Linked DNA regions of Homo sapiens: region 2 is linked to region 1. Evidence: read pairs that join two places in POLR2A ChIA-PET (ENCODE). Cell type or tissue: HepG2. All regions are shown on one strand. Links, peaks and the distances in the headings refer to the core of each region. The heading gives the core; the rest is flanking DNA.

Evidence for each region. Peaks named below come from ENCODE experiments on the same cell type or tissue, not always from the same donor. Only the 100,000 strongest peaks of a DNase experiment are listed, where the experiment ranks them.
Region 2: POLR2A ChIA-PET joins it to region 1 with 6 read pairs; 5 of 35 experiments call an interaction of 5 or more read pairs at or near these places.

What each region holds. Positions count from the first base shown.
Region 1 is chr16:69,664,185-69,680,839 of GRCh38, reverse strand. NFAT5 (nuclear factor of activated T cells 5) reads right to left here. Exons shown (of 15, transcript NM_138713.4): 8 at 10,729-10,863; 9 at 10,552-10,604; 10 at 3,505-3,637. Among named protein-coding and RNA genes, the nearest start is that of SNORD13H, 36 kb to the left of the region's middle. In HepG2, for the core only: no CTCF peak of the experiment used is centred there; a DNase peak (open chromatin) is centred at 8,649.
Region 2 is chr16:69,427,927-69,443,978 of GRCh38, reverse strand. The region is part of intron 1 of CYB5B (cytochrome b5 type B); the gene reads right to left. It also overlaps the pseudogene LOC100420066. Among named protein-coding and RNA genes, the nearest start is that of CYB5B, 11 kb to the right of the region's middle. RefSeq lists silencers at 192-474, 7,404-7,453. In HepG2, for the core only: no CTCF peak of the experiment used is centred there; a DNase peak (open chromatin) is centred at 7,548.

The DNA of each region.
Region 1 (16,655 bases), core at 5,196-13,195:
TGCAGTGAGCCGAGATCACGCCACTGTACTCCAGCCTGGGTGACAGAGCAAGAATTCATCTCAAAAAAACAAAACAAAATAAAAACAAAAAAACAAAAAAATGAAAATTGCAGGAAGACTAATTAGCTGTATCATAGAGGCAGAAGCTAAGACATTAGATTGTATTACAAAGTTTGCATACCTTATATTTATTCAAACAAGGTTTTCTAAGAGTGATTGCTATCTGTAACATACAAAATATGCTGGGGGAAAACTTGAAAGAGCAAACATACAGTAATGATTGCCTAAGAATGGCCAAAATTAGGCAATTAGTATAGCCTTTGAAGTAGAATACTTAAAAGTTGTTTGTTCAGCAATTTATCAAAGGCCAATTTCTAATAATTAGCATTTATCACTAAGAAATGATGATTCTTAGTGTTGATGCTAAGTACTTCAAAGTCCTGAAGTCTCATATCAATAAAAACAAAGAAACAAGTGAAGACAAGAAAATCTCAGTGTTTTCAGGATAGCAAAACCTTTAAGGCTATTTCCTGACATAAATTCCTTTCCCTTCCAACACAACTGATGCAGAAGCTCATCAGGAAACAAATCCTATGTATTAATTATACCATCTTTCTTCTCATGTTTGTGCAAGCTCCTGCCAAACATTAAATGTCAATATTTAGTAACTATCAGTTACTAAAATGCTTTAACTATCATTAATTTTCTTTCCTTTTTCTTTTGAGATGGAGTCTTGCTCTGTCGCCCAGGCTGGAGTACACTGGCGCAATCTCAGCTCACTGCAAGCTCTGCCTCCCAGGTTCATGCCATTCTCCTGCCTCAGCCTCCTGAGTAGCTGGGACTACAGGTGCCCACCACCGCGCCCGGCTAATTTTTTTGTATTTTTAGTAGAGATGGGTTTCACCGTGTTAGCCAGGATGGTCCTGATCTCCTGACCTTGTAATCCACCTGCCTTGGCCTCCCGAAGTGCTGGCGGGGATTACAGGCGTGAGCCACCATGCCCAGCCAACTATTATTAATTTTATATCAAATTTCCTTAGATGTTTTAAGCCTTCCTAGAAAGGAAACAATAAAATATTTGGTCTTTGAGAATAAGCCAATCTTCTTTCTCCTATTTTTGTTGAAGCCAGGATGTTATTTCTAAACTTTGCCTTTTTGGTCCAATGTTTTCACACATGATCTTTAATTCTGAGACAAATATCAAGGTTATTTATTTATTTATTTATTGACAAAGTCTCACTCTGTTTCCCAGGCTAGAGTATAGTGGTGTGATCTTGGCTCACTGCAACCTCCACCTCCCGGGTTCAAGAGATTCTCCTGTCTCAGCCTCCCACGTAGCTGGGTAAACAGGTGCCCACCACCACGCCTGGCTAATTTTTGTATTTTTAGTAGAGAGGGGTTTCACCATGTTGGCCAGGCTGGTTTTGAATTCCTGGCCTTAAGTGATTCGCCCACCTCGGCCTCCCAATGTGCTAGGATTACAGGTGTGAGCCACCATGCCAGGCCTTCAAGGGGTATTTTAACAGTGCTGTACTGTGGCATACCTTTTGTAACAAATTAGTAGAAAATAATGTTGCAAAATTCAGATACGATTAAGAATAAAATATGAGGCTGGGAGTGGTGGCTCACGCCTGTAATCCCAGCACTTTGGGAGGCCGAGGCGGGCAGATCACCTGAGGTCAGGAGTTTGAGACCAGCCTGGCCAACATGGCAAAACCCTGTCTCTACTAACAAAAATTAGCCATGTATGGTGGTGCATGCCTGTAGTGCCAGCTACTCATGAGAGGCTGAGGTAGGAAAATCGCTTGAACCTGGGAGGCAGAGGTTGCAATGACCCAGGATCACGCTACTGCACCCCAGCCTGGGCAACACAAGACTCCATCTCAAAAAGAAAAGAAAAGAAAAGAGAATAGTGAATAGAAAAATTAAGTGACAGAAAGCAATTAACTTAAATTAGTTGTTATTCTGTCCTAGCTACTGTTTTCTTCACTTTTTGATGCCAGGGCTTTCTTTCTTTGCCCCATTCTTTACCTTCTACCTCACTGGATCTTGAACTATATGGAAATAACATACTAATAAACTACAGATAGAGAAGAACTGCTAATTCTGAAGTATGCTTGAGACTGGACTGAACTGAACCAATGGTAAACATGGCAGAAGCCAAGCCTAGGTCAATGGAGCATGCAAAGAGTTTCCATTTCCAAAATGTTCTCCCCATTTCTGCCAAAAGGAGGCTTTTTGCTTTTTTCAGGCATCTAAATGAATGCAGGCAAATAACTTGTGAGACACTTCATAAATAGGTATCTTCTAAACTTTGAACATTTTAGGGTCGGACGTGGTGGCTCATGCCTGTAATCCCAGCACTTTGGGAGGCCGAGGCAGGTGGATCACAAGGTCAGGAATTTGAGACCAGCCTGGCTAACATGGTGAAACCTCGTCTCTACTGAAAAAACAAAAATTAGCTGGGCGTGGTGGTGTACACCCGTAGTCCCAGCTACTCGGGAGGCTGAGGCAGGAGAATAGCTTGAACCCAGGAGGTGGAGGTTGCAGTGAGCCAAGATCGCGCCATTGCACTCCAGCCTGGGCGACACAGCGAGACTCCGTCTCCCACTCACATGCAAAAAAAAAAAATTTAGTTCCTCTCATTTCTAAAATATCAGGTTTTTGTTTTGTTTTCTGTCTTTGAGACAGTCTCGCTCTATCGCCCAGGCTGGAGTGCAATGGCACAATCTCAGCTCACTGCAACCTGTACCTCCCAGGTTCAGGCAATTCTCCTTCCTCAGCCTCCCCAGTAGCTGGGATTACAAGCACCCATCACCACACCCAGCTAATTTTTTTTTTGTATTTTTAGTAGAGACAAGGTTTCAACATGTTGGCCAGCCTCATCTCAAACCCCTGACCTCAGGTGATCCACCCGCCTCGGCCTCCCAAAGTGCTGAGATTACAGGTGTGCATCACCGCACCCAGCCTAAAATATCGTTTTAACCCAACCAAAGTTTTATTTAAAATATTTATCAGGTATTATGGGGCAATATAGAAAGAAAAAAATATTTATTCACCATCAGTCTTTGGGATTTTTTATTTTATCACCTGTCACTCTAGTTTATCTCTTCTCTCTCTCAAAATGTACCCTATAAACCAGCCAAACTAAACTATTAGCAATTTCCCAAAGTTGTCACTTTCAGGTTTCTGCACATAAGCGGTAGTCAATGCATGGAAATTCTTATGGAGGAGTAACCTGTCAGATAGCTTCAGAGAATCTGACTTCAGAGCATTGCTGCCTTTTATTATTATAGCATAAGGTAGAAATGATTCCTTAATATAAGAGTAAAAGCAGTATCTGGCGGCTGTCCTCTTAGAAAATAATGTCATTTCCAAAAGAAACTAACATCAATTCATCTTAGTGAGCAACTTTCTTTTTGGTTGGCTAGTCATCTTCATATTCTTTCAAAAAACTGGAAATTAATTATTTGTTTTAGTTCTGAATTTTTCATTTTGACATACCTGGGTCTGGAGTGTAAGTGAATGGTTGAACATCATGAGATCTTCCAGCATTTGTCACTACATATATTCCCACTGACACAGGCAAAGTTATATGTTGGTCATGATAGGGAGGAACCTTCACAATAAGATGATTCTAATGTAAAGAAAAGCACAAGAGTTGGAAAAGAAGCAATACTTAAATTTAAAAATTTTAAATGAAGTATATTTCCTGTTAGCTGTAAAGTTTAAAAAGTGATTAAAAAAAAAAGAATGCATTTTAAAGCTCAGGTTCACAGGCATCAGGATATTAATCTTAACACTGCTTTTAAGGTAAAATCCAAGTGTTTTATAATGGCTTACAAGGTCAAGATCCCTGCCCTGTCAACTTCATCTCATTCCTGCTCTTCTAGCTCACTACACTGTAGCCACACTGACCTCGGTCCCTTCTTTTAACATACTAAACTCAGTTTTACCTCAGATTCTCTATACTTGTTATTCTCTTCAATTGCAATATTATTCCTTCACCTCCTCAAATGGTGAGTTCCTAACCCATTATCAGGTCAGATACAAATGTCACCTCAAAGAAGCCTTCCCTGATCATCCTATTTAAAGCAAAACCCTTCCCCAACCTTATAACATAATCTTGTTTATTTCCATAACAGCACTTATCCTCACCCCTGCAAATTACCCTATTTGCTTGTTTTTTGGTCTTTCTCCAAACATAAGAATGTAAGCTCCATGAGGATCTAGGCTGTTTTGTTCTTCACTCTGTCTCACTTGTAAAGAATAGTACCTTACATAAGGTACATATTGAATAAAAGAATGAATAAATTATTAGAAAAAAAATATGCCCACCAAGGGCAAAGTCAGTTACCATACATTCTGTACAACCTCAATGTGAGATGTATTTCACAATGCAGTTCGCTACTCCTAACAACATAATTCTCATTTTAAGTCAAATTGGGTTCAGTTTATCCACATCTCAGTAAACCAAAGATGTTTTTAGTTGGAACAGTGGCAGAAGCATCCTTATAAGAGAAAGGCAGAGTTCATAAAAGTTTCACCAGTACTTACTCAAGGGTACTATATCTTCTTAGAGGGTAATATGAGCCATATTTGACTTTTTTTTCTTCTTCCCTAGTAGATTATTATAATGGTAGGGGATATCACAGGGTAGTGATTATGCTTTTTCACTAATGATCTGATTTGCAGGAGGCCGAAGCTGACAGCTGAGGGTGACGTGAGTTTGATGACATTTAAAATTTAGTTAGACTACATAGTTCGTTGACTCAGTTGAATAGAAAATATGGGACAAATGAGATCAAGGTCAAGGTTTCCATTTCTGAGAATTTAATTTGTTTCTGAGCCATCTTAAAACACTCTCTGAAATACAGTCACATTATAAATAAAGAACTAGGCCAGGCATGGTGGCTTACGCCTGTAATCCCAACACTTTGGGAGGCCGAGGTGGGCAGATCACCTGAGGTCAGGAGCTTGAGAACAGCCTGGTTAACATGGTGAAACCCTGTTTCTACTAAAAATACAAAAAATTAGCCAGCCCTGGTGGCACATGCCTGTAATCCCAGCTACTCAGGAGGCTGAGGCAGAAGAATCGCTTGAACCCGGGGGGCGGAGGTTGAGGTGAGCCAAGAGCGCGTCATTGCACTCCAGCCTGGGCAACAAGAGCGTAACTCTGTCTCCAAAACAAAAAAAACAAAAAAACAAAAAACTAGCTTCTAATTTACGGCATTAACAGAATGCCTCCTAAGTTGGCCATCTCAAAAAAACCACATTCTTTTCAACTAGGTGGAAAAACATGTACAAATATGCATACATCCACAGTTATAAGGCAGGAGCTAAATCTGAACACATACAAGGTCATAAAAAACGCACTGGTATTGATCTAACTTCTAAGAAACAGAGTTACTGAATCTTGTCTACCTCATTTTTACTCTGTTGTTTAAACACTACAACTATGTCACAGAAACAGTCTATCTAGAGTTAAGGAGATGGTTGAATGAACAGCTTGTGAGAGCTCTCACTCTTAAAATTGTTTGGCAAACTCCATAATTCAAACTATTCTTTTGAATAAAAACTTGTTTCTTGGCAATTAGTAACAGGACTAGTGTCTACAAATCAGATGCATATTTTATCAAAATACTTTTACTCTACTTGCTTTGGAGAGCACATTTAAGTAAAACTAATTTTGAAACCTTTTAAAAACCAAATGAACCTATTTTGCTACTAATTCTTCAAACTTCCTCAATCTGAATCTAGAAATTCTACAACTGATCTGAATTAAAAATTAGGTAAACTGTCACTAGTGATCAAAAGCTATTTTTAATACCCTCTCATAAATTAGAAACAATTAACTATCACTGAGCTAGGGATACAGTACATACAAAACATACAAAGGGTTGGGAGGCTTTGGGAGCAGGTATAATGCTCTTTGGGATAAAAAGAGGAAAACAATTGAATTTTAACTTCTTAGAAAAATCTGCTTAGATTCAAATAACTTTTTCCCTAGCAGATAATCTTTTTCAGAGTGTACCAGCAATGGTGCTAGATATCTTTCACTCTTCTATGAGATACTTTTTATTTTGTCACATTAATTTTACAGTTGGGAATATATATAATCAGAATACCTACATAATTAGAATATCTACAATTAGACTTGACCAAAGACCCATTACAAAATTACTCTTAGAACTGATTTGAAAAACATAACTCTAAGCTTTCAAGTCTTTGTTTAGTCTAGTTCTTCCCACAAATTCTTCTGAGGATCTTTTTTTTGTACTTCTTTCAAGAATTTTCTTTCCACATTTATACCATCTTCCCCTGAGCTATCCTTTTATGTATATTTGTATATATAGATTGAATATCCCTTTATATATATTTTTAATAGGTAATTAATGTTATATATAACTCATCTACAGTTGTTAAAAGGGAATAGACATAATGAATGATCATGTACCCATCATATTTGGTATACATGAGCATGAGGTATACTATGGACCAGAAGACCAGAAAACAATTGAACAAAGAATTGTTTTTCCAGACTTCATTAGTCTCAATATTTATAATACCGTATTACTTTTTTTTTTTTTTTTTTTTTGAGACAGTTTCACTCTTGTTGCCCAGGCTGGAGTGCAATGGCGTGATCTCAGCTCACTGCAACCTCCGCCTCCTGGGTTCAAGTGATTTTCTTGCCTCAGCCTCCTAAGTAGCTGGGATTACAGGCATATGCCACCACACCCAGCAAATTTTTGTATTTTTAGTAGAGATGGGGTTTTGCCATATTGTCTAGGCTGGTCGCGAACTCCTGACCTCAGGTGATTCACCTGCCTCGGCCTCCCAAACTGCTGGGATTATAGGCATGAGCCACACGCCTGGCAATATTTATAATATGATAGAAAAAGTGTAATACCTGATGAATTGATTTTGGGTTTGCAACTGAACAGCTATTACAATCTTTCACAACTGCAATTTGTGAAATTATCTTTAAATGGTCTTTTCTACTATACCATCTGCTGGGTATTTTTAAATATTGTAGAGATTCCCTTTCAACTTTTTTTGTGTAGGCCTAATATTTCTTTACTGATCACATCCAAAGTGTGTTGTCTTTTTTTTTTGTTTGAGACAGGGTCTCACTGTCACCCACGTGGAAGTGCAGTGGCGGAATCAGGGCTCACTGCAGCCTCAACTTCCTGGGCTCAAGTGATTCTCTGACCTCAGCCTCCCAAGTAGCTGGAACTATATGCATGTGCCACCATGACTGGCTATATTTTAAATTTTTTGTAGAGATGGGATCTCACTATGTTGCCCAGGCTGGTCTTAAACTCCCAGCTTCAAGCAATCCTCCTGCCTCTACCTCCCAAAGTGCTGGGATTATAGGTATGAGTCACTATGCCCAGTCTCAACACATTTTCTTCCCCCTAAAGGTTTGCTTTGTGGGTTTTCTTCCTTTATATAATCTCTAGAATCAATTCTCTAGGATCTCAGCTCTGATTCCACTCAAAGAAAAGGCTTCCAAGAAAACCCCTTTAGAAAAAAAATAAAATAAAACCTCTCTCTGAAAAAGATAAAAATGAACAAAACCACAGAATTAATGACAGATTATATTATGATTTAGTTTGTTTACATACTTGCTTGCAAAAACCCCAGGACCTCTAGATATAGTCACCAAATAAGGATATAATTCCTTTCCATTCCACCACGTGTCTTATTTTTATGATTATTATTCTTTAACCTACTGTAGCTGGCATAACTGCCCTGAAAAAAAGTGTTTTAAAAATATAACTACCCCATGCCTCAAAAGGCAAGAGAGAGAGAGAGAAAGAAAAATGGAGGTAGGGAGGGAGGATAACTTATGAATATAAAGTTCTATACAAAATAGCAAGTTAATACTACAATTTGTTGGGGCTATGTCATTGATATTTTGTATAATTTATAAGGCAAGTCTCTCAATCTCCAGAAATAGTCTCCTTATCTATCAATCTTTATCATAAGAATAACAATCATAATAGAGCATTACAAGCAAGGGAGTCTACATTAATCTAACTAATTTGTCAAGAAACAAAACATGTTCATAGCATACAAAAGTACTGCATGAATAAATTAAGTTTCAGTTAGGATTACAACTCTAGGTATTTAAAGACCTGGCTGAAATTAGGGTTTGAAGTATCCTCGGAAAGAACAAATGAACCTTACTTAGACCACACAGTCACCCATTTTTTTCTTCAAGGTGAATAAAATGAACTAATAAGTTTTTCTTGTGTATCTATTAAGTGTTTGGTATTACAAGGAACACAGAAGAATTATAATACATTGCCTCTAACCTCCAGGAGTACTCCAGAGGAAGCTATTGTTGGTTCATGGGAGTGGAGATGGTCTGATCAAATAATATAAGAAATAATAAAATGTTAGAGTCAGAGGAGTCTCAAATAATCTAATGAAAGCGCTTATCTTACAGATCAGAAAACTGGAGCACAAAAGTCATTTGTCTTACTTAGTTAACACAGATTGCTAATGACAAAGCAGGTATTAAAACTTCAATTAAGACTAGTCTGACTATAAACCCTAGGAGATATTGCCCAATGGTCTGTGTGACAAAGGAATGTTTGTTAAGTCCCATTATCTCTTTTCCACAACATGTAGTTGCATAAGGCCAGAGGAAAACTTGCCACATAGCATTTGTCTAGATATATAGGAATCTCCACACTATACGATATTGTCTAGGAAATAATTAACTTTACCCAGAGAGAGTTCTGGTCTTTACCTCTGGCTGCTAGGAGGTAATCTCTAGGTTCCTGCAATGTCTTGTGTGACAGTGATATTTACTTGAGAGCTTTGGTCGCTGGATAGTCTAACAATGTGATTTATAACAGAGGCTTTGGAACACACCATATCAATTCTAACCTTGTGGAAGTGAAGACCAAAGGTAGCTGCATGGGCAGTATATAATCAGGTCTGAAATAATAACTCTGGACACCAAAGGCTTGGGTGAGCTTCCCTGCTTGGTAATTCTCTGCATATTGTTATCATCACACATTGCTATGCCAAGATGGTAATGTCTTCCTGAGGATGACAGAAGGTTAGTGCCTGGGACACTCCGAGACCTTGTGTTATGCATCTCTCCCTTTAGCTGATTCTGATTTCTGTCCTTTTGTTGTAAAACTATAGGCACTAGGCCAGGCACAGTGGTTCACACCTGTAATCCCAGCACTTTGGGAGGCCAAGGCGGGCAGATCATGAGGTCAGGAGATGGAGGCCATCCTGGCCAACATGGTGAAACCCCGTCTCTTCTAAAAATACAAAAATTAGCTGGACATGGTGGCACATGCCTGTAGTCCCAGTTACTCAGGAGGCTGAGACAGGAGAATTGCTTGAACCAGGGAGTCAGAGGTTGCAGTGAGCTGAAATCGCGCCACTGTATGCCAGCCTGGCGACAGAGCAAGACTGTCTTAAAAGAACAACAACAACAAAACAAAAACAAACAAACAAAAAAACTACAGGCACTAAGTATAGCACTTCCCAGAGTTCTGTGAATTTTTCTAGGAAGTTATCAAATCCAAGGGGACAGTAGGAAAAATACTGTTTGAGCCACTCGTTCAAAAAAAGAGGGTGGCCTGGGGACCTTTGAACTTGTGTCTGGTGTATGAAGTGGCAACAGTCTTGGCTGTGCCCTGAGCCTTGAGTGTGGCAATATATTGGATATATGTTTTAAATTTTATTAGGTTTTTAAAAATACACAAAGGAATAAAAAATAAATTTTAAAACAACAAGGAAATTATAAACTTTTTGGATAAAGTGGCTATAGATTGTCTAATTTTTGCATCTTCTATTTCTCTACCTTCTGTCATGTGCTCTTTTCTTTCCCCATCAGCTTACACTAAATTTTAGGCTTTGGGTAATTTACACATTAGCTTGTTCCTGTTTCTCTCTTCTCTCTCTGTCTCAGTTCTACACCTGTACATACTACCTCTTCTCCATGTGCCTTCTAACTTGCTTATAAATTTGGCCTTCTGTTAGTCTCAATTTCTAGGGGTTTGGTCCTGTCTGCTCTAAATACGAATTCCTAAGTCAGGTCTTGATCCTTGTTTTCAAGTTTTCATTGTTATTTGGGAAACAATACATGGTGAGGTCCTGCAAATACAGACTAATATCAGTGTGATGAGTGCTTCTAAACACAAGAAGGTTTAACAAATATAAAGTACCTGAAACATAACAGATTCTCAATAAATATTGGTTTCCCTTTTATTTAACTATATAGTGGATTAAGATTATGCAAATCCTCAGAGAAAATAAGTATCAGGAAAGAAAGATTTTGTTTATTAACAATGGAAACATTTGTTAATGATCCTAACTTTTTAAAATAGAGGTGGTCATGTTTACCATTAGGAAAATAATTCTATTTCAGTTAAAGAAACTCAAGAAAGAAACTTTAAATAATTCATATCAATCCCATAGGAAGAAGAAATTTAATCTATTGATTCAGGAAAATTTCAAAACAAAACTGAATTGCTCAGAGAGTAAATAACCAAATTATAAAAAAAGCTTAAATTTTACCTGATGAAATAGTTCCATATCAATTTCAGCTTCTGACTTCCAAGAGTTTTCATCTGATTGAAATAAAAAGTGATTTATTAAATTTTTGAACTATTTTTTTTACTCTGTAGCTATGACTATATCCATATAACAAAGTGAAAACATACAAATATCTGTACCACAAATATGCGTACTTACCAGAAACATTTTCTTGGAAAATAACTTTAGTTCCTTTCAGAAAGTTCTTGCCGATTAAAAACACTTCTTCTTCTCCTTTCACTGAACAGCTATGCAAGCTTTTCTTTAAGATTTCTGGCACTCCTGCTGGCTGAGCTGTGGAGATACATAAGCATTCTATAAGAAGAACCACCAAAACTTATTTCTTACCTAAAATCAACTTGCAATCATCCGGTTCTATGAGTTGTCTTTATTGAAGGAGGAGTAATAAATATTTTTATAGTTACACAATTATCTGGAAAGGCTATAATTCTTGCTCTACTGACAGGCTTGGTCATGTGACTGGTTTGGATAATCAAATATGAACTGAAGTAATGTGCCAAGTCCAAGTGAAAGTTTTGAGAGCCATCACATGGTTTTACCAACTCAGTTGTTGTAAGCCACTGAGTTTTGTTTTGTTGTCTTCTTTTAAATTGTGTGTTATTGCAGTATCATTTAGCCTTCAGCTATTGATACAAACAAGTATCCTGTCTTTGTTAAATACAGGTTGAGCATCCCTAATCCAAAAATCTAAAATCTTTTTTTTTTGAGACTGAGTCTCACTCTGTCGCCCAGGCTAGAATGCAGAGGTGTGATCTCAGCTCACCGCAACCTCTGCCTCCTGGGCTCAAGTGATTCTCCTGCCTCAGCCTCCTCAGTAGCTGAGATTACAGATGCACACTACCACGCCCAGCTAATTTTTGTATTTTTAGTAGAGACGGGGTTTCACCATGTTGGTCAGGCTGGTCTCGAACCTTGTGATCCACCCACCTTGGCCTCCCAAAATGCTGGGATTCAGGCATGAGCCACCATGCCCAGCCAAAAATCTAAAATCTTAAATGCTCCAAAATCCAAAACTTTTTGAGTGCCAATACAATGCTCAAAAATTTACACACCTGGGCTGGGTGCAGTGGTTCACACCTGTAATCCCAGCACTTTGGGAGGCTAAGGTTGAAGGATCACTTGAGCCCAGGAGTTCAAGACCAGCCTGGGCAATAGTGAGACCTTGTCTCTACAAAAAAATCAAAAAAATTAGCTGGGCGTGGTAGTATGCACATGCAATTCCCAGCTACTTAGGAGGCTGGAGTGGGAGGATCACTTAAACCCCAGAGGTTGAGGCTGCAGTGAGTCATGACTGCACCGGTGTTAAGTACTTACGTGTGAAGAAATATAAGAAAAGGATTGCTTATTGGTAGCATATAAATTCAGAGTCGGGTGAAACCCTGTTTCTACTAAAAATACAAAAAATTAGCTGGGCGTGGTGGTGGGTGCTTGTAATCCCAGCTACTTGGGAGGCTGAGGCAGGAGAATCTCTTGAACCTGGGAGGTGGAGGTTGCTGTGAGCCAAGATCGTGCCACTGCACTCCAGCCTGGGTGACACAGCAAGACTTCGTCTCAAAAAAAAATAAAAATAAAAATAAATTCAGAGTCAGGAATGATGGTGATGCCCAACAGGTTATTTACAAAGATTATTTACAAAGGTGGCTGAAACAGTGACACCTTTGCTTTTTGAAACTCTGATGCACAAAATTATTTAAAATATTATGTAAAATTACCTTCAAGCTATGTGTATAGCTGTACATGAAACACAAATGAATTCTGTGTTTACACTTGGGTACCATTCCCATGAAACCTCATTATGTATATGCAAAGAAATTCAAAGTCCAAAGAAATTCAAAACCTGAAACACTTCGGGTCCTAAGCATTTAAGATAAGAGATATTTAACCTGTTTGTATATGATAAATGACATTTTCAACAATGCTGGGGAGTTTAATAGAAATTGTTAATGTATAAACAAATACACTGGCCGGGTGAGGTGGCTCACGCCTGTAATCCCAATACTTTGGGAGACCGAGAGGGGCAGATCACCTGAGGTCAGGAGTTCGAGGAGGTCAGGAGTTCAAGTTGGTCAGCCTGGCCAACATGGTGAAACCCCATCTTTACTAAAAATACAAAAAATTAGCTGGGTGTGCTGGCACATGCTTGTAATCCCAGCTACTCGGGAGGCTGAGGCAGGAGAATCGGTTGAACCCAGGAGGCAGAGGTTGCAGTGACCCGAGATCACGCCACTGCACCCCAGCCTGGTAAACAAAAGTGAAACCTTGTCTAAAAAAAGAAACAAACAAAAAACAAAAAAACAAAAAATAAGTATTGTCTAGAACCTATAGGGTAAATGTGTGAACAGAATGGAAAGGGTTATTGGTCATACACTGACAATGATATACCCTTTTAAATGAAGAATTAACTAAATCAGTTTATTCAAAGGTAACTTTTTGGAGTAACAGGAAATAGATACTTGTTTTTAAAAACATTCCAGAAACATATGGTATATCTTGTTAAAATTACATTAATATATTGTATTACCAAAATGAAACGTAAAGCATATAACCTTTCCCTCCATTTTCAAATACTGTGTGGAAATTCCACTTCACTGATTACTGATAAAACTTTTTCCCATATCTCATTTTTTAAATTTATTTGTTAAAGGCATAAGACAGCCAAATGAGGCCCCAAGGTTTAGAATATATTTATCTTCTACATATTCGTATTTACATTACAGAAAGAACTAGTCGGTTACTTTCTTTTTTTTTTTTTTTTAGTTTCTGCAAAAATGACCTGCTTTATTCACAAGTTATACAGTACAAGTCAGAAAAGAAGTATATTGAATCTTGACATTATACAATTATGCAAAAGAGATCCCACATATTATACAGTTTTGTTACTTAAAATTTACTATTCTTGTAAAGTTTTTTTTTTAAATGTATTATTATTATACTTTTAAGTTTTAGGGTACATGTGCACAATGTGCAGGTTAGTTACATATGTATACATGTGCCATGCTGGTGTGCTGCACCCACTAACTCGTCATCTAGCATTAGGTATATCTCCCAGTGCTATCCCTCCCCCCTCCCCCCACCCCACAACCGTCCCCAGAGTGTGATGTTCCCCTTCCTGTGTCCATGTGTTCTCATTGTTCAATTCCCACCTATGAGTGAGAATATGCAGTGTTTGGTTTTTTGTTCTTGCGATAGTTTACTGAGAGTGATGATTTCCAGTTTCATCCATGTCCCTACAAAGGACATGAACTCATCATTTTTTATGGCTGCATAGTATTCCATGGTGTATATGTGCCACATTTTCTTAATCCAGTCTATCATTGTTGGACATCTGGGTTGGTTCCAAGTCTTTGCTATTGTGAATAGTGCTGCAATAAACATATGTGTGCATGTATCTTTATAGCAGCATGATTTATAGTCCTTTGGGTATATACCCAGTAATGGGATGGCTGGGTCAAATGGTATTTCTAGTTCTAGATCCCTGAGGAATCGCCACACTGACTTCCACAATGGTTGAACTAGTTTACAGTCCCACCAACAGTGTAAAAGTGTTCCTATTTCTCCACATCCTCTCCAGCACCTGCTGTTTCCTGACTTTTTAATGATTGCCATTCTAACTGGTGTGAGATGGTATCTCATTGTGGTTTTGATTTGTATTTCTCTGATGGCCAGTGATGGTGAGCATTTTTTCATGTGTTTTTTTTCCTGCATAAATGTCTTCTTTTGAGAAGTGTCTGTTCATGTCCTTCGCCCACTTGTTGATGGGGTTGTTTGTTTTTTTCTTGTAAATCTGTTTGAGTTCATTGTAGATTCTGGATATTAGCCCTTTGTCAGATGAGTAGGTTGCGAAAATTTTCTCCCATTTTGTAGGTTGCCTGTTCACTCTGATGGTAGTTTCTTTTGCTGTGCAGAAGCTCTTCCGTTTAATTAGATCCCATTTGTCAATTTTGGCTTTGGTTGCCATTGCTTTTGGTGTTTTAGACATGAAGTCCTTGCCCATGCCTATGTCCTGAATGGTAATGCCTAGGTTTTCTTCTAGGGTTTTTATGGTTTTAGGTCTAACGTTTAAGTCTTTAATCCATCTTGAATTGATTTTTGTATAAGGTGTAAGGAAGGGATCCAGTTTCAGCTTTCTACATATGGCTAGCCAGTTTTCCCAGCACCATTTATTAAATAGGGAATCCTTTCCCCATTGCTTGTTTTTCTCAGGTTTGTCAAAGATCAGATAGTTGTAGATATGCGGCATTATTTCTGAGGGCTCTGTTCTGTTCCATTGATCTATATCTCTGTTTTGGTACCAGTACCATGCTGTTTTGGTTACTGTAGCCTTGTAGTATAGTTTGAAGTCAGGTAGTGTGATGCCTCCAGCTTTGTTCTTTTGGCTTAGGATTGACTTGGCGATGCAGGCTCTTTTTTGGTTCCATATGAACTTTAAAGTAGTTTTTTCCAATTCTGTGAAGAAAGTCATTGGTAGCTTGATGGGGATGGCATTGAATCTGTAAATTACCTTGGGCAGTATGGCCATTTTCACGATATTGATTCTTCCTACCCATGAGCATGGAATGTTCTTCCATTTGTTTGTATCCTCTTTTATTTCATTGAGCAGTGGCTTGTAGTTCTCCTTGAAGAGGTCCTTCACATCCCTTGTAAGTTGGATTCCTAGGTATTTTATTCTCTTTGAAGCAATTGTGAATGGGAGTTCACTCATGATTTGGCTCTCTGTTTGTCTGTTGTTGGTGTATAAGAATGCTTGTGATTTTTGTACATTGATTTTGTATCCTGAGACTTTGCTGAAGTTGCTTATCAGCTTAAGGAGATTTTGGGCTGAGACAATGGGGTTTTCTAGATATACAATCATGTCGTCTGCAAACAGGGACAATTTGACTTCCTCTTTTCCTAATTGAATACCCTTTATTTCCTTCTCCTGCCTAATTGCCCTGGCCAGAACTTCCAACACTATGTTGAATAGGAGTGGTGAGAGAGGGCATCCCTGTCTTGTGCCAGTTTTCAAAGGGAATGCTTCCAGTTTTTGCCCATTCAGTATGATATTGGCTGTGGGTTTGTCATAGATTCAAGATAATTTAACTTCTGGCCTTTTAAAAGGTCCTTTCTTTAAAGTTTACGAGATGAGTCCCCAACAGACGCCATACTAAACACAACTAAAGTCAAGATTACTTAAGCATTAACTGTTTTATTTTTAAGTTATTTACTTATTTATCTATTTATTTGAGACGGAGTTTTGTTCTTGTTGCCCAGGCTGGAGTGCAGTGGCGCAGTCTTGGCTAACCGCAACCTCCACCTCCCAGGTTCAAGCAATTCTCTTGCCTCATCCTCCCGAGTAGCTGGGATTACAGGTATGCACCACCAAGCCCGGCTAACTTTGTATTTTTAGCAGAGATGGGTTTTCTCCATGTTGCTCAGGCTGGTCTCAATCTCCTGACCTCAGGTAATGGGCCCACCTTGGCCTCCCAAAGTGCTGGGATTACAGGCGTGAGCCACTGCGCCCGACCAAGTTATTTATAAGCTGACTCTTGAAAGGAATAATGCTTAAAAATTACTTGAAAGGAATAATGCTTAAAAATTAGAACACACAAAAAATCACCTTTTTGGTATTGTAAAAACTGTGTGCTTTTAGATGCTTTTCAACTAGCAGTCTGAAAAATAAAGTTGAGGCCGGGTGCGGTGGCTCACACCTGTAATCCCAGCACCCTGAGAGGCCGAGGCAGGCGGATCACGAGGTCAGGAGATTGAGACCATCCTGGCTAACACGGTGAAACCCCGTCTCTACTAAAAAATACCAAAAATTAGCCAGGCGTGGTAATGGGCACCTGTAGTCCCAGCTACTCGGGAGGCTGAGGCAGGAGAATGGTGTGAACCCCGGAGGTGGAGCTTGCAGTGAGCCGGGATCGCCACTGCACTCCAGCCTGGGTGACAGAGTGAGACTCCGTCTCAAAAAATAAATAAATAAATAAAGTTGAAAAAAATAATGAATATCTGAATACTGAAAAATAAGTAAGCAAATATTTCAACCTGTCAAGAGAATAAAGCTTTGTAATAATGTCTAGTAGAAC
Region 2 (16,052 bases), core at 4,431-12,430, 240 kb after region 1:
CATCCCTATGATTCTTACTTGTGAATGGATCAACATTGACATACTCAGGCATTGTTGCAACCAAGGTCCTATTTCCACTGACCCTCTGTTTTTTGTTGTTGTTGTTTGTTTGTTTGTTTGTTTTGAGACGGAGTCTCACTCTGTTGCCCAGGCTGGAATGCAGTAGCACAATCTCGGCTCACTGCAACCTCTGCCTCCCAAGTTCAAGCGATTCTCCTGCCTCAGCCTCCCAGGTAGCTGGGACTACAGGTGCCTGCCACCATGCCCAGCTAATTTTTGTGTTTTTAGTAGAGACAAGGTTTCACCACGTTGGCCAGGCTGGTCTCGAACTCCTGACCTCAGGTGATTCACCCGCCTCGGCCTCCTAAAGTGCTGGGATTACAGGCATGAGCCACTGCACCCGGCCGACCCTCTGGTTTTAAGCCTATGCTGCAGCAAGTTATCAAACTACTCACATTAGATCCACCCTGAATGAGCTCTGCATCCTGGTATTTCCTCAACGTATTTGGGCTTCAGAGAATTTACTGTGATTCTAGGCCAAGATAATGGCAACTGACCAATAAGAAATGAGGCAGGAGCAGATGACCAGAGCAGCCATGGCCATGCCCACAGAAACCAGCAAAGCTTCCAAGACAAAGTAGAAAGTTCTGGAGCTGATGGGTCACCAGTGGACACCAGATGATGTCAAAGAGCTCATGGGCAAAGGCCTTCACTTTGAAGTTATGTTCAAAAAGGAGTTACAAGACCAAGTGCCATGGCTCACGCCTGTAATCCCAACACTTTGGGAGGCTGAAGAGGGCGGATCACTTGAGGCCAGGAGTTTGAGACCAGCCTGGCCAACGTGGTGAAACCCTGTCTCTACTAAAAGTACAAAAATTAGCTGGGTATGCTGGCGCTCACCTGTAATCCCAACTATTCGGGAAAACCACTTGAACCCGGGAGGCGAAGTTTTCAGTGAGCCACAATCGCACCACTGCACTCCAGCCTGGGCAATACAGTGAAGCTCTGTCACAAAAAAAATTTTTAAAAAAGCCTCTATTTTTTGAAGACCAAGTAGTAAAAATTAGCTCTGCCAGAACTTGGAGTAGTCCTTAACCTGCTAACTTGTGTTTGAGCTAGAGACTCTCAGAATTTAAAAAAAAAAAAAAAAAAAGGATAGCTAGGCACAGTGGCTCACACCTGTATTCCCAACACTTTGGGAGGCCAAGGCAGGAAGATTGCTTGAGGCCAGGAATTCAAGACCAACCTGGGCAACCAAGCAAGACCTTGTTCTCCACAAAAAAAATTTTAAAAATTAAAAAATTATCCAGGCATGGTGGCCTGTAGTCCTGGCTACTCAGGAAGCTGAATTAGGAGGATCATCCAGAAGCCAAGGAATTCGAGGCATGGCGCCACTGCACTGCAGCCTGGGCAACGGAGACCCTGTCACTAAAAAAATTAAAAATACATAAATATTAAAAAGTAAAAAATAATAATTTAAAAAGAAAGATATATGAGCCGCTGAGCATGCAGCAAGGATCATTCTTATCTGAGCCAGGTTTCCCTTTATGCCTGAAACTAGAAAAAATGCAGTGTGTGTGCTGGATGATTTACAGGGAAAGAGCCATTTAAAAAATGTTTTACATTTTCCTTCTGGTGACTCTAGAAATGAGAGGCAGAGAAAGGGGAAAACTTAAGCTAGCCAAAATATAAACATTTACCAAAAATTCAATCTTTGAAAAAGCATTATTATTTTCTGAAAGATTTCATGTAAACAAAGAAAGAAAAAGCATTATTAATTATAACTAATTATTATATGCAGTCTGACTTTTAATCACAGTAAGCTCCTATTTTGAGATCCAAGCACCCTGCATTTTTATATTTAATTGTTAGTATTTTTATAACTTTCTTTACAAAAGTAATAATTTTCATTACCAAAAATTTAGAAACTATAGATAAGCAAAATGAATCTCCCTGTATTGTTCATTCTGAGCCTACAGGATGACATGAAGAGCAAATACGTGAAAACTTCATTCACACAAACTCTTTTCAGACAGATTATCCAGGGCCAGGAAAAGTAGCAAACCTTCTATATATTTTAATACTATCCAGGGAAAATTAGTGACCCTGACATACTGCCAGATCTATTTCCCATCTAGGGAACTTTCAGGATCATCAAAGACAGGTTAAGTAATGGGAAGTTCTTGATCTAGAGTTGAGAATATTATCAAACCCACTGAAAAAAAATGAGTTTCTATACTGTATATGTCCAGTCAGTTGAACTAAAAACCCCAGATATTCTAGATAAGAGTTTACATAACTTTTTAAGAAGGCAGAGAGATCAACTGCTGGCAGACATCTAGGTGAGGGTTGCACAGGAATTTTTCTGTCTGGAATAAATGTCCAGGGAAGTGGCAGGGTACCATTTCTGTATCAACAGGTAGATGAAATTTGCATAATGAGCACTGTAATCAAGAAGAAATGACTCTTGACTACAAATTAAACCATCTCGCTTTCTCTTTAAGAAATAAATCAAAGAGAAGTAAGGACAGTCGTGGTGGCTCACGCCTATAATCCCAGCACTTTGGGAGGCTGAGGCGGGCGGATCACGAGGTCAGGAGACCGAGACCATCCTGGCCAACATGGTGAAACCCTGTCTGTACTAAAAATACAAAAAATTAGCTGGATGTGGTGGCATGTGCCTGTAAGTCCCAGCTACTCAGGAGGCTGAGGCAGGAAAATCACTTGAACGCGGGAGGCGGAGGTTGCAGTGAGCTGAGATTGTGCCACTGCACTCCAGCCTGGGCAACAGAGCAAGACTCCATCTCAAAAAAAAAAAAAAAAAAGAGAGAAGTAAAACTGGGAAATCAGAATAATATCTGTGGACTGATTAATGTCAATATCCTGGTTGTGATACCATACTAAAGTCTTGCAAAATGTTACAAATGAGAGAAGAGTACAAAGGATCTCTATCATTTCTTACAACTACATATGAATCTACAATTATCTCAATAAAAATTTCCATTAAAAAATCAAATGAAGGCCAGGCACGGCGGCGCAGGCCTGTAATCCCAGCAGTTTGGGAGGCCAAGGTGGAAGGATCGCTTGAGCCTGGGAGTTCATGACCATCCTGGACAACATAGTGAGACACTATCTCTTTAAAAAAAAAAAAATCAAATGAGATCCCCTAATATATACTAAAGAGAAATGTGTAATAGATATATGTATTTACACACACACACACACACACACACGCAACACACACGGCCATAGCAGCATTATTCATTACAGTCCCAAACTGGAAACAGCCCAAACATCTACAGCAGAGTATGTACAAAATGAGATATAATCATACAATGGAATCCTAATCTGCAATGAAAAAGAACGAACCACTGCCACATACACAACACATGAGAATGCAACATGTTGAACTGAAGAAACCAGACACAAAAGAATATATACTGTGAAATTTCCATTTATAAAAAGTTCAAACACAGGCAAAATGAATCTATGCTGTTATGGTAATACAGTGGGTACCTCTGGGGATGAGGAAGAACCAGATGGTGGTTATACAAGTGTGTTCACTTACTACAGTGACATCTTATGGCTAAATCTCAAAAATATAGGCAGTATGTAAAGTAAATTCATAGAAACACAAAGTAGAATGTGATTGCCAGGCACTGGGGAAGGAAAAAAAGGGAATTTGTTTAATGAGTATAGTCTCATTTTTGTAAGATGTAAAAGTTCTAGAGATCTGATTCACAACAATATTCAATATTCAATATTTAAAACAATTGAATTGTACACTTAAAAATGTTTAAGATGGGCCAGGTGCAGTGGCTGAGGCCTATAATCCCAGGACTTTGGGAAGCTGAGGCAGGAGGATCACTAGAGGCCAGGGGTTGGAGACCAGCCTGGGCAACACAGCAAGACCCCGATCTATATTAAAAACAAACTAAAAAAATTGGCCAGGTGTGGTGGTGCACATCTGTAGTCCCAGCTACTTGGGAGGCTGAGGCAGAAAGATTGCTTGAGCCCAGGAGTTCAAGGCTACAATGAGCTACAATCACACCACTGCACTCGAGCCTGAGTGACAGAGCAAGACCCTGTCTTTAAAACAAACAAATGTTTAAGATGGTAGATTTTGGCTCACACCTGTAATCCCAGCACTTTGGGAGGCTGAGGCAGGTGGATCACTTGAGGTTGGGAATTTGACCCTAGCCTGGCCAACATGGTGAAACTTTATCTCTACTGAAAATACAAAAATTAGCTGGGTGTGGTGGCCCGCTCCTATAATTCCAGCTACTCAGGAGGCTGAGGCAGGAAAATCACTTGAACCTAGGAGGTGGAGGTTACAGTGAGCAGAGTTCATGCCACTGCACTCCAGCCTAGGTGACAGAGTGAGACTGTCTCAAAAAAAAGATGGTAGATTTCATGCTGTTTTTATCATAATATAAACTTTTAAGTAAAATACAATTAAAAAAAGAAACAGGCCGGGCGTGGTGGCTCACAACTGTAATCCCAGCACTTTGGGAGGCCAACGTGGGCGGATCATGAGGTCAGGAGTTCCAGACCATCCTGGCCAACATAGTGAAACATCATCTTTACTAAAAATACCAAAATTAGCTGGGCCTGATGGCGGGCACCTGTAGTCCCAGCTATTCGGGAGGCTGAGGCAGTCGAATCGCTTGAACCCAGGAGGCGGAGGTTGCAGTGAGCCAAGATCGAGCTCCCATTTGATTTTTCACAAGGATGCCAAGTCTATTCAGTGGAGGAAAGAACAGTCTTTTCAACAAATGATGCTGGGAAACTGGATTTCCACATGCAAAGGAAAGGTTGAACCCCTACCCCACACCATATTACAAAAATTAACTCAACAACCTAATATAAAATATCAACAACCTAAATATAAAAGCTAAAATCATAAAACTCTTAGAGAAAACATAAGGGTAAATGTTCATGACCTTGAGATTGACAATGGATTCTTAGATATGATACCAAAAGCATGGGCAACAACAAAAAAAAACAGATAAATTGGACTCCATCAGAATAAAAACTTTTGAGCATCAAAGGACATCAAGAGTAAAAAGACAATCTACCAAATGTGAGAAAATATTTGCAAATCATATATCTGATCAAGAATTAATATCCAGAATATATAAAGAACTGTAACCTAACAATAAAGACACTCCAATTTAAAAGTGGGCAAAGAGCTCTCTCGCTCTCTCTCCTTCTCACATTCAAATTTACAAAAAGGCAAAGAACTCTAGTAGACATTTCTTCAAAGTAAATACACAAATGACCAATAAGAAGATGAAAAGATGTGCAATATCAGTAGTCATTCAGGAAATGAATTCTGTCAGAAAGGGACTCCCCACACCAAAAAAAAAAGAAATGAAAATCAAACCATAACGAGACACCACTTTACACCTGCTAGGATGGCTACAATTAAAAAAAAAAAATCGAAAAATGGGATCTTTGTACATTGCTGGTGGGAATATAAAATAGTGCAGCTGCTGTGGGAAACAGTTTGGAGGTTCCTCAAAAAGCCAAACATAGAATTTCCATATGACCCAACAATTCCACTGTTAGATATGTCCAAATGAATTAAAAACAGATTCACACAGATACTTGTACACCAATGTTCACTGCAGCATTGTCCACAACAGCCAAATGGTAGACAACCCATGCCTATAAACAGATGAATAGATACACAAAATGTGGTATATACATAAAATATTATTCAGCCTTAAAAATGAATGAAATTCTGATACATACTACAACATGAATGAACCTTGAAGACATTATGCTAAGTAAAATAAGCCAGATACAACTGGACAAATATTGTTGATTCCATTTATATTCTAGAGTAGTCAAATTGATAAAAACAAAAAATAGAACTGTGATTACCAGAGGCTGGGAAGAGGGGGAAATAGGGAGTTATTTAATAAGTACAGAGTTTCAGTTTGGAGTAATGAAAAATTCTGGAGATAGATGGTACTGATGATTGCACAGCAACATGAATGTACTTAATGCCATTGAACTGTATGCTTAACAATTAATAAAATGGTAAATAAAAATAAAACAAAACACATTATGCTAAGTGAAAGAAGCCAAATACAAAATGACAAATATTATTTGATTCCATTTATATGGGGTACCTAGAACAGGCAAATTCAATAGAGACAGAAAGTAGATGAGAGGTTAGCTTGAGTTTGGGGAGAGGAATACGGAGTTATGGCTTGATGGTTAGAGTTTCTGTTTGGAGTGGTAACGAAAAAGTTTTGGAAATAGATGGTGGTGATGACTGCATAACAGTGTAAACGTAATTAACGCCACTGAATTATACAACTAAAAATGGTTAAAATGGCAAATTTTGTTATCTATATTTCACCACAATAAAAGAAAGAGTAAAGTTAGGTTTATATATCTATAATTAATATAAACTAAAAATGTGCTTTTGTCTGAATCCTAACAAAACAAGATAGAAGTGTATTGGGGGGGTTATGCTCAGTAGTCTAGATTAGTTGTCTGTACTATTCAAATCTACTAGACACTCAAAAATTCCTCCCTACTTTTTATTAAGTAAACCTAGTAAGACAGTAGATATTTCCCATTTTTTTCTAGGATTTGCTTTGTATTTAAACCTCTTGTGAATTTGCAAAAAAACATTCTTCCAACCTGAATAGCCTTTGTACTTTAACACTAATGGACTCTTTGTCTACTTAATATTAATATTATGTACGCAGTTACACAATATTACAAATGAAATGTTTCAAATAAACTATACTGCAACCGAAATTATAAACTGCCAAAAAAGATGAAACAATGATTGTGATCTATTCATTTCTGTCTAAATCAAGCAATAATAATCAAGTGAAATACTTTACAGCTACAAAGGAAATTGTGTAATGTCCTCTTGTGAAAAATTTTATCCAGTTCAACTGTCCAAAGAATATGTGATAGTAGGGGAAATCTACTGACTTTTCCTTAAGTTCATTTACTTTACTAAGTATTTTTGGAGAGCAGACAGAAAATCTATGTTTCAACAAAGAAGAGGACAAATTCCTTATGGAAAATAATACTTCCAGATTACTAATTCTATGGAAATAGGGGACTGATGGGCAGAATAGAGGAGAATGTGAAGAATGGCAGTTACAGAATAAAAATCTTGTTGGAAAAAAAATTACACAAATTATCTGTAGGTGGAAATTCCATAGTGATGTAATAAAAATATAACAATGGAGATATACTAGAGATCACCTGACATGGAAAATGAAATCCAGAAACATTAAGATTGAGGAAGTGCAAAATTAGGCCTAGTGATGAAAAGGGGGTCCTCTAGCCAAACACATTACCTCATCAAAATAAAACATGGAGGTTAAAATTTTAGAGAAGACAAAAACTACTTCCTAAAAAACAGTCTGCAGGGCAGAGAAAGATAACAGACCTGGGGGGTGAACAGGAGGAAACGGTGCAGGTCTATAGGTATTTGCATTTGGGTTAGAATGAGCCTGATAAGAAAAGGCTGTCACCTAAGAGAGGCAAACCAGCTGGCTGCCAGGAATGGTGTAACCTTGGCAGGGTCTGAAGTTCAGGTCTGCAGATCCAAACATAACTTGACATCCTTATCCCCCCAGACGGGGTCCCACTGCACTGATTCTCACAATGCCATATGTACCTTCATGATATTTATGTATCACAATTGCAATTATTTATTTAATATCTTTCTTCTCCATCAGACTAGATAAACTCCATCGGGAACAGAGACCACGCCTGTCCCATTCATGGCTGTTTTAGAACACAGCATGGTGCCTGGAACATAATGGGAGCTGGGAGTGAGCACACACACTGCTCACAAGCGCGAACACACATGTGAGTGCATGCCATGCCCCCGGGCAAAATGAATAAATAAATGAAAGTAGATTCCTTGATCAGGTCACCTCACCTGGGCAGTGATAGAGGTTAAATTCTGCCTCATCTTATTTCTCACCTTCCCTAGAACTAACCACTTGGAACCACTCTTGGCAGAGAGCATTCTTTCTATAAAATTATAATGTTAGGCCAGGCACAGTGGCTCGCTTCTGTAATCCCAGCATTTGGGAGGCTGAGCCAGGAGGATCACCTGAGGTCAGGAGTTTGAGACCAGCCTGACCAACATGGGGAAACCCTGTCTCTATTAAAAACACAAAAAATTAGCCAGGTGTGGTGGCGGGTACCTGTAATCCCAGGTACTCGGGAGGCTGAGGCAGAAGAATTGCTTGAACCCGGGAGGCAGAGGTTGTAATGAGCTGAGACCGCGCCACTGCACTCCAGCCTGGGAGACACAGTGAGAGTCCGTCTCAAAAACAAATAAATTAATTAATTAAATTTAATTATAATGTTAATTCCACTGGACAGGCAACAATCAACTTTCTTTTGACCAGCCTTGGAGAAGTACAGTAGGAATTATTAGTCAAATGCCAAAGCTTTCAAGAAATACCCTGGGATTGTACCAAATAGAGCCTGCATTCTCAGGCAAGGCCACTCTATACCTCACACAAGAATTACTTGGGCACAGATCTTCCCTGCAAATCCAAGTCATCTAATTTACCTTTCAATCCTTCAAAGCACTTGCCACTTGGTACTCAAAAGATGCTGCAGGAAACAATGCAATTTTGTATTAAATGCAATTTTGTATTAAAAACAAAAATAATCACTAACACTTATTGAGCTCTTTAAGCCAGGTAGTATGCCATAATAAGTCTATATATGCATTATTTAAATTACTTGTCACAACCACAACTACCCTGTGAAGTATGTGCTATTATCTCCATTTTACAGAGGGAAAAGGGCCTTTACAGAGCTTATTTCCACAAGGTTCCACAACTATTAAGTGGTAAAGTAGAAAGCTCAACCAGACACTTGGACCCCAAAGCTAATACCCAGCCACTAGAAAAAAATGCTTTCAAGTCAAAAATAACAAACAACCCAATTTTACAAAGGGCAAGACCAGATACTTCATAAAAAGGCATATATAAATGGCCAATAAGCCCATGGAAAGATACAACATCATTAGTCATCAGGAAAATGCAAGTTAAAACCACAATTATATACCATTACACACCCATTACAATGATTTTTTTTTTTTTTTTTTTGAGATGAAGTCTTGCTCTGTCACCCAGGTTGGAGTGCAGTGGCGCGATCTCAGCTCACTGCAACCTCCACCTCCCGGGTTCAAGCGATTCTCCTGCCTCAGCCTCCCAAGTAGCTGGGACTACAGGCACCTGCCACCACACGTGGCTAACTTTGTATTTTTAGAAGAGATGGGGTTTCACTATGTTGGCCAGGCTGGTCTCGATCTGCTGACCTCGTGATCTGCCCACCTCAGCCTCCCAAAGGGCTGGGATTACAGGCGTGAGCCACAGCACCTGGCCAACCACACACCCATTAGAATGGTTAAAAGTAAAATAACTGACAAATACAATGTATCAATGAAGATGTGAAGAAACTGGAAAACCTACATTGTGGTGGGAGTATAAAATTATATAAACACTTTGGAAAATGCTCTGGCAGTTGCTTAAAAAGTTAAACAGACATATAACCTAGTAATCTCACTCCTAGCAATTTTACTACTAGGTATTTGCCCAGGAGGAATAAAATCATATGTCCACACAAAGATTTGTACATGACAGTTCCTAGCAGTTTTATTCATAACAGCCCCAAACTGGAGACAACCCAAATGTCAATCAACAAGTGAATGGATAAACAAATTTTGGTATGTTCACACAATGAAATCATAAGTTACAAATCACTGATAACACAGAAAAAATAGATGAATCTCACAGATATACTGAGCAAAAGAAGCTAGACAGAAGAGTACGTACTATAGTGTTAGAAATAAAATGAGTGTGTATGGGGACAACACTGGTAGAAATGTTCTACAGTTATGTGCCACATAATATGGTCAACAATGGACCATATATATGATGGTGGTCCCATAAGATTATAATACCATATTTTTATTGCACCTTTTCTATGTTTAGATGCACAAATACTTGTTACTGTGTCACAACTGCCTACAGGTTTGTACAGGTTTATAGCCTAGGAACAAGAGACTATACCGTACAGCTAAGGTGTGTAGCAGGCTATACTACCTAGGTTTGTGTAAATATACTCTATGATGTTTGTGAAGGGGTAAAATCAACTAATGATGCAGTTCTCAGAATGCACCCTCATTGTGAAGTGACCCATGACCGTATATTGATTGTGATGGTGATTATACAGATGAGACATTTGTCAAAACTCACTGAACTCTACATTCAAAATCTGTACATTTTATTGTCCCTACATTTGATTTCAATTAAGTTGATTTAGAGAAAAAAATGTGACAGCAAAATATTGAAAAACCCAAATGTTTATCAATAGGATACTGCTTAAATAATGATCCATATAATAAATCCTATGCAGCTGTGGTGAAGGAGGAGGAGGGATGCCAGTTATTGCTATGGAAAGATCCCTGAGATACACAGTTAAGTGAAAAAGGCAAGACACAGATGAGTGTGCATAGTATGTTATCTTTTGTGTAAAAAAAGAGAAACTACATTCACTTTGGCTTGTACAGGCAAAAAGAAACTAGAGGGATACACAAACAATGGGAGTTAACTTTAGGAGGCAGTGAAACTGGGCAGAGGGGAAGGTGGCTTTTTACTATATACCTGTTTGACCTACTTAAAAAATGAAAAAAATTACCTAGGTTCCAGGAAAGGGGTATCTGTTCTAACTTCCCTATACCACATTCCCAATCCTTCCAAATTATATTTAAAATGTGAACAAAGCTATAAAACAGACCTAATTCCATACTCTGCAGCCATGAAAAACATTGAGGCAGATCCTAGGGTACGGTTAAGAGTACAGGCCACAGGCCGGGCATGGTGGCTCAGGCCTGTAATCCCAGCACTTTGGGAGGCTGAGGCAGGCGGATCACCTGAGGTCAGTAGTTTGAGACCAGCCCGGCCAACACGGCAAAACCCCGTCTCTATTAAAACTACAAAAATTAGCCAGATGTGGTGGCAGGTGCCTGTAATCCCAGCTACTCAGGAGGCTGAGGCAGGGAGAATCGCTTGAACCCGGGAGGTGGAAGTTGCAGTGGGCTGAGATCGCGCCATTGCACTCCAGCCTGGGTGATAGAACGAGACTCTGTCTCAAAAAAAAAAGGAGTACAGGCTATAGGGTCACAGTGCTTGATTTCAAATCTCACCTGTGCCACCTAACTTTATGACTCTGTGAAAGTTACTCCTCTGCTCCTGTTTTCTCACCTCTAAAACAGGTTGTTGGGAGGCTTAAAAGAGAAATTACATGTAAAGCACTTAGAATAATAAGCACTCAATAAATACTATGACGACTACGAGGGCAAATCAACTAATAGAATACTATGACTCTATTTCTGTATATATTTGTACATATTTGTATATATAAGTATATACATGTTTGCACATATAAGTATATGCACGGAAGATGTAGTATTCAAACAAATTATTGGGATTGAAAGAGTTTAGCCTACCCTAACTTAAATGTGTTCAGAACATTTACGTTAGCCTACAGTTGGGCAAAATCATCTAACATGAAGCCTATCTTACAATAAAGTGCTGACTATTTCATGTAATTTATTGAATACCATACTGAAAGTGAAAAACAGAATGCTTGTATGAGTACTCACATATCACTTTCACACCATGGTAAAGTCAAAAAATTTTAAGTCAAGCCCTAGTAAGTCAGGGACTGTCTGTAAATTGCTTCAATGTCATCCCTCATCTTCAAACATGTCAGTGGTTTTCTATTACCTTTTGGATCAAATCCAAACTACCTACCAGACCTTGCATGTCCTGGGTCCCGCCTAGCTCTCTGGCCATTCTTGTCCTTCATTCACTATAGACACAGCTTCTTTCAGTCCCACTAATGTGCCAAACTCTTGCTTGACTTCAAATGCTGCTGGAATGCTCTTTTCTGTATTCTTTCCAAATCAGGTTCATGACCATCAGCTCAATTAAATGTTATCTTCTCACAGAGGCTTTCCCAGATCACTCTTATTAAATTAAATCTTTCCTGATTTTTCTTTCTCAACTCATTTGTTTTCTTCATAAAAGTGCCATAATTTAAAATTATTTCATCTGTCTGTTTTTGTTTTGACTCCTCTAGAATGGTAGCTTCAAGAAGGCAGTATCATGGGATATTTTCGTTTTGTTTGTTTGGAGACAGGGTCTCGCTGTCACCCAGGCTGGAGTGCAGTAGTGCTATCTCGGCTCACTGCAGCCTCGATGTCCTGGCCTCAAGCCCTTCTCCCACCCCTGCCTCCTGAGGAGCTGGGACTACAGGCTCATGCCACCATGCTCGTCTAATTTTCGTATTTTTTGTAGAGATGGGGTTTTGCCATGTTGCCTAGGCTGGTCTCAAACTCCTGAGCTCAAGTGATCTGTCCACCTTGGCTTCCCAAAGTGCTGGGATTACAGGCGTGAGCCACTGCACCCAGCTTTGTTTTGTTTTTAAGACAGAATCTCACTCTGTCGCCCAGGCTGGGGTTCCATGTTTATGTTTATTTTTATACACCACCAGGGCCTACTACTATATAGAACTTAACAAATATTTGTTGGGTTAATAAAATGTTATCCCATTTATGAGATGGTTCCTAAAGTAATATTCTCATTTATGGTGACAGTTTCTAAAAACACATATAGGCCGGTGCCGTGGCTCACACCTGTAATCCCAGCACTTTGGGAGGCCAAGGTGGGCAGATCACTTGAGGTCAGGAGTTCGAGACCAGCCTACCTAACATGGTGAAACCCCATCTCATAAAAACTAGCCAGGTGTGGTGGGAGGGACCTGTAGTGCCAGCTACTCCAGAGGCTGAGGCAGGAAAATCGCTTGAACCCAGGAGGCAGAGGTTGCAGTGAGCCAAGGTAATGCTACTGCACTCCAGCCTGGGCGACAAAACAAGACTCCATCTCAAAATAAATAAATAAATAAATACACATATAAAGCTTTAAAATAGGGCTGGGCATGGTGGCTCACACCTGTAATCCCAGCACTTTGGGAGGCCGAGGCGGGTGAATCACCGGAGGTCAGGAGTTCAAGCCCAGCCTGGCCAACATGGCAAAACCCCATCTCTACTAAAATAGAAAAATTAGCCGGGCATGGTGGCATTCACCTGTAATCCCAGCTACTCAGGAGGCTGAAGCAGGAGAATCACTTGAACCTGGGAGGCAGAGGTTGCAGTGAGCTGAGACCATGCCATTGCACTGCAGCCTGGGCGACAAGAGTGAAACTCTGTCTCAAAAAAAAAAAAAAAAAGTTTTAAAATATCACAATGTTATTTCAAGTTACTCTTTTGACAAATGACTATTTATACACAAGTCAATGGCTTCCAAATTTTCACTTGTAATACCCAGTAAGGAAATAATTTTACACTGCAATCCAATAAACACCATATACATGAGATATTATAGGCCAGGCACAGTGGCTCATGCCTGTAATCCCAACATTTTGGGAGGCCAAGGCGGAAGGATCACTTGAGCCCGGAGTTTGAGGCCAGCCTGGGCAACATGATGAAACCCCATCTCTACAAAAAAAATACCAAAAAAATTAGCAGGGTGTGGTAGTACATACCTGTAGTCCCAGCTACCTGGGAGGCTGAGGCGGAGGATTGTTTGAGCCCAGGAGGCAGAGGCTGCAGTGAGCCAAGATGGCACCACTGCACTCAAGCCTGGACAACAGAGCCAGACTGTCTCCAAAAAAAAGAAAAAAAAATACATTATATATAACTGAACAAAGTTTCACAAAATTTTACCCTTGATAAGAGAGATGCACTTTGATATTTTCTATCAATGTCATAAGATATTACAATCATTTTTATGTGATTTTTCTAAACTACTAAATGGTGGAAAGATAATGACATGTACTACTTTCATTCATGATTTCAACAACTCATGAATGCACTGATTCAAACAATGCAAAATTAATCTGCCAGGGAAAGACAATTCAATTATATTACTAATTCTAAACTACCACATTCAAACTCCAGTATCATACTCTAACCAGTCATTAATCAAAAAAATGGTAAGCTACAGACACAGGACACTTAAGATTAGGAACCTCTTGCTAAAGGAGGGGCCCCAAAGTGACATCAGATTGGAAAGAGAAGGATGAATACCAATGTAAATCTTCCCTCTCTCATCTAATAGCAACCCAACTCTTGAAGACTCATAAGCCAAAAACTTTGGTGTTATCCTTGACTCATTTTTCTTTCATTCCCCAAATCTGGCGCATCATTAAATCCTATTGGCTCTTCCATCACAACACATCCAAAATCTGACACTTGTTCTGGTACAACCCACTATCTCTTGCCTAATTACTAAAACAGCCTCCTAACTGGTCTCCTCAATTCTGCCCTTGTCCTCTTAAGAAGGCAAAGCCAGCTGGACTTCCTGGGTGGAGTGGGGACTTGGCAAACTTTTGTGTCTAGCTAGAGGATTGTAAATGCACCAATCAGTATGCTGTAAAAATGCACCAATCAGCACTCTGTGTCTAGCTAAAGGATTGTAAATGCACCAATCAGCACTCTGTAAAAATGGACCAATCGGCACTCTGTAAAATGGACCAATCAGCAGGATGTGGGCGGGGACAAATAAGGGAATAAAAGCTGGCCACCCCAGCCAGCAGCATCAACCTGCTCTGGTCCCTTTCCACACTGTGGAAACTTTGTTCTTTCACTCTTCACAATAAATCTTGCTGCTACTCACTCTTTGGGTCTGTGCCACCTTTAAGAGCTATAACACTCACCGCGAAGGTCTATGGCTTCATTCTTCAAGTCAGAGAGACCAAAAACCCACCGGAAGGAACCAACTCCAGACACACTCTTCCTTCAGTCTTTCACAACAATGTAGTCAGAACGATCCTATTACGCCATTAAGTCACATCATGTCACTCTTCTGCTCCAATGATTTCCCATCTCAGAATAAAAGCCAAAGTCCTTCCTAAAACCTGTGAAGTTGTACATGATTTGTCCTCCCCTGATCATTCTGATCTCATGTGCAACTATTCAACCACTGTGGCCTCCCTGACTGTTCCTCAAACATACCAGACATCCTCCCATCTCAAGGCCTTTGAACTTGTTTCCTCTGCCAGGAATGCTCTATGCTCTTCCTACAGATACCCTCATGGCTAGCTCCTTTACTTTGCTCCTGGCCTTTACTTAGTCATCTTCATAAAGTTATCTCGGCACCATCGCTAAAATTTCAAACCCTCCTCCTCACACCACATAAATATTCCACAGTCCTCTTCCCTGTATTATTTTTCTTTTTTTTTTCATTTGTGACGGAGTCTCACTCTATCACCAGACTGGAGTTCAGTGCCACAATCTTGGATCGCTGCAACCTCCAACTTCTGGGTTCAAGTGATTCTCCTGCCTCAGCCTCCCAAGTAGATGAGAGTACAGGCACATGCCACCATGCCCAGCTAATTTTTGTATTTTTAGTAGAGATGGGGTTTCACCATGTTGGCCAGGATGGTCTCAATCCCGACCTCATGATCCATCCGCCTCGGCCTCCCAAAGTGCTGGGATTACAGGCCTAAGCCACCGTGTCCAGCCCCCTGTATTATTTTTCTTCTTAGCACTTACCACTACCTAATGTAGTATATATTTTAGTTATTTACTCTGCTTATCGTCTGCCTCCTGTGCCATGTAATCTCCATGAGGGCATAGCTGTTTATTCACTACTAAATCCCCAGCACCTAGAACAGTGTCTAGAACATAGTAAAGGCTTAATAAATATTTGAATAAGTGAATGAATGAATAGGCTTGGAATGAACAAGAAAACAGAATAAATAAGAATAGCTAATTAGGCTGAGCACAGTGGCTCACACCTGTAATCTCAGCACTTTGGGAGGCCCAGGCAGGAGGATCCCTTGAGCCCAGGAGTTCCAGACCACACTGGGCAATAGTGGGACCCCAATTCTTTTTTTTTTTTTTTTTGAGACAGAGTCTGACTGTCGCCCAGGCTGGAGTGCAACGGCACCATCTTGGCTCACTGCAACCTCCA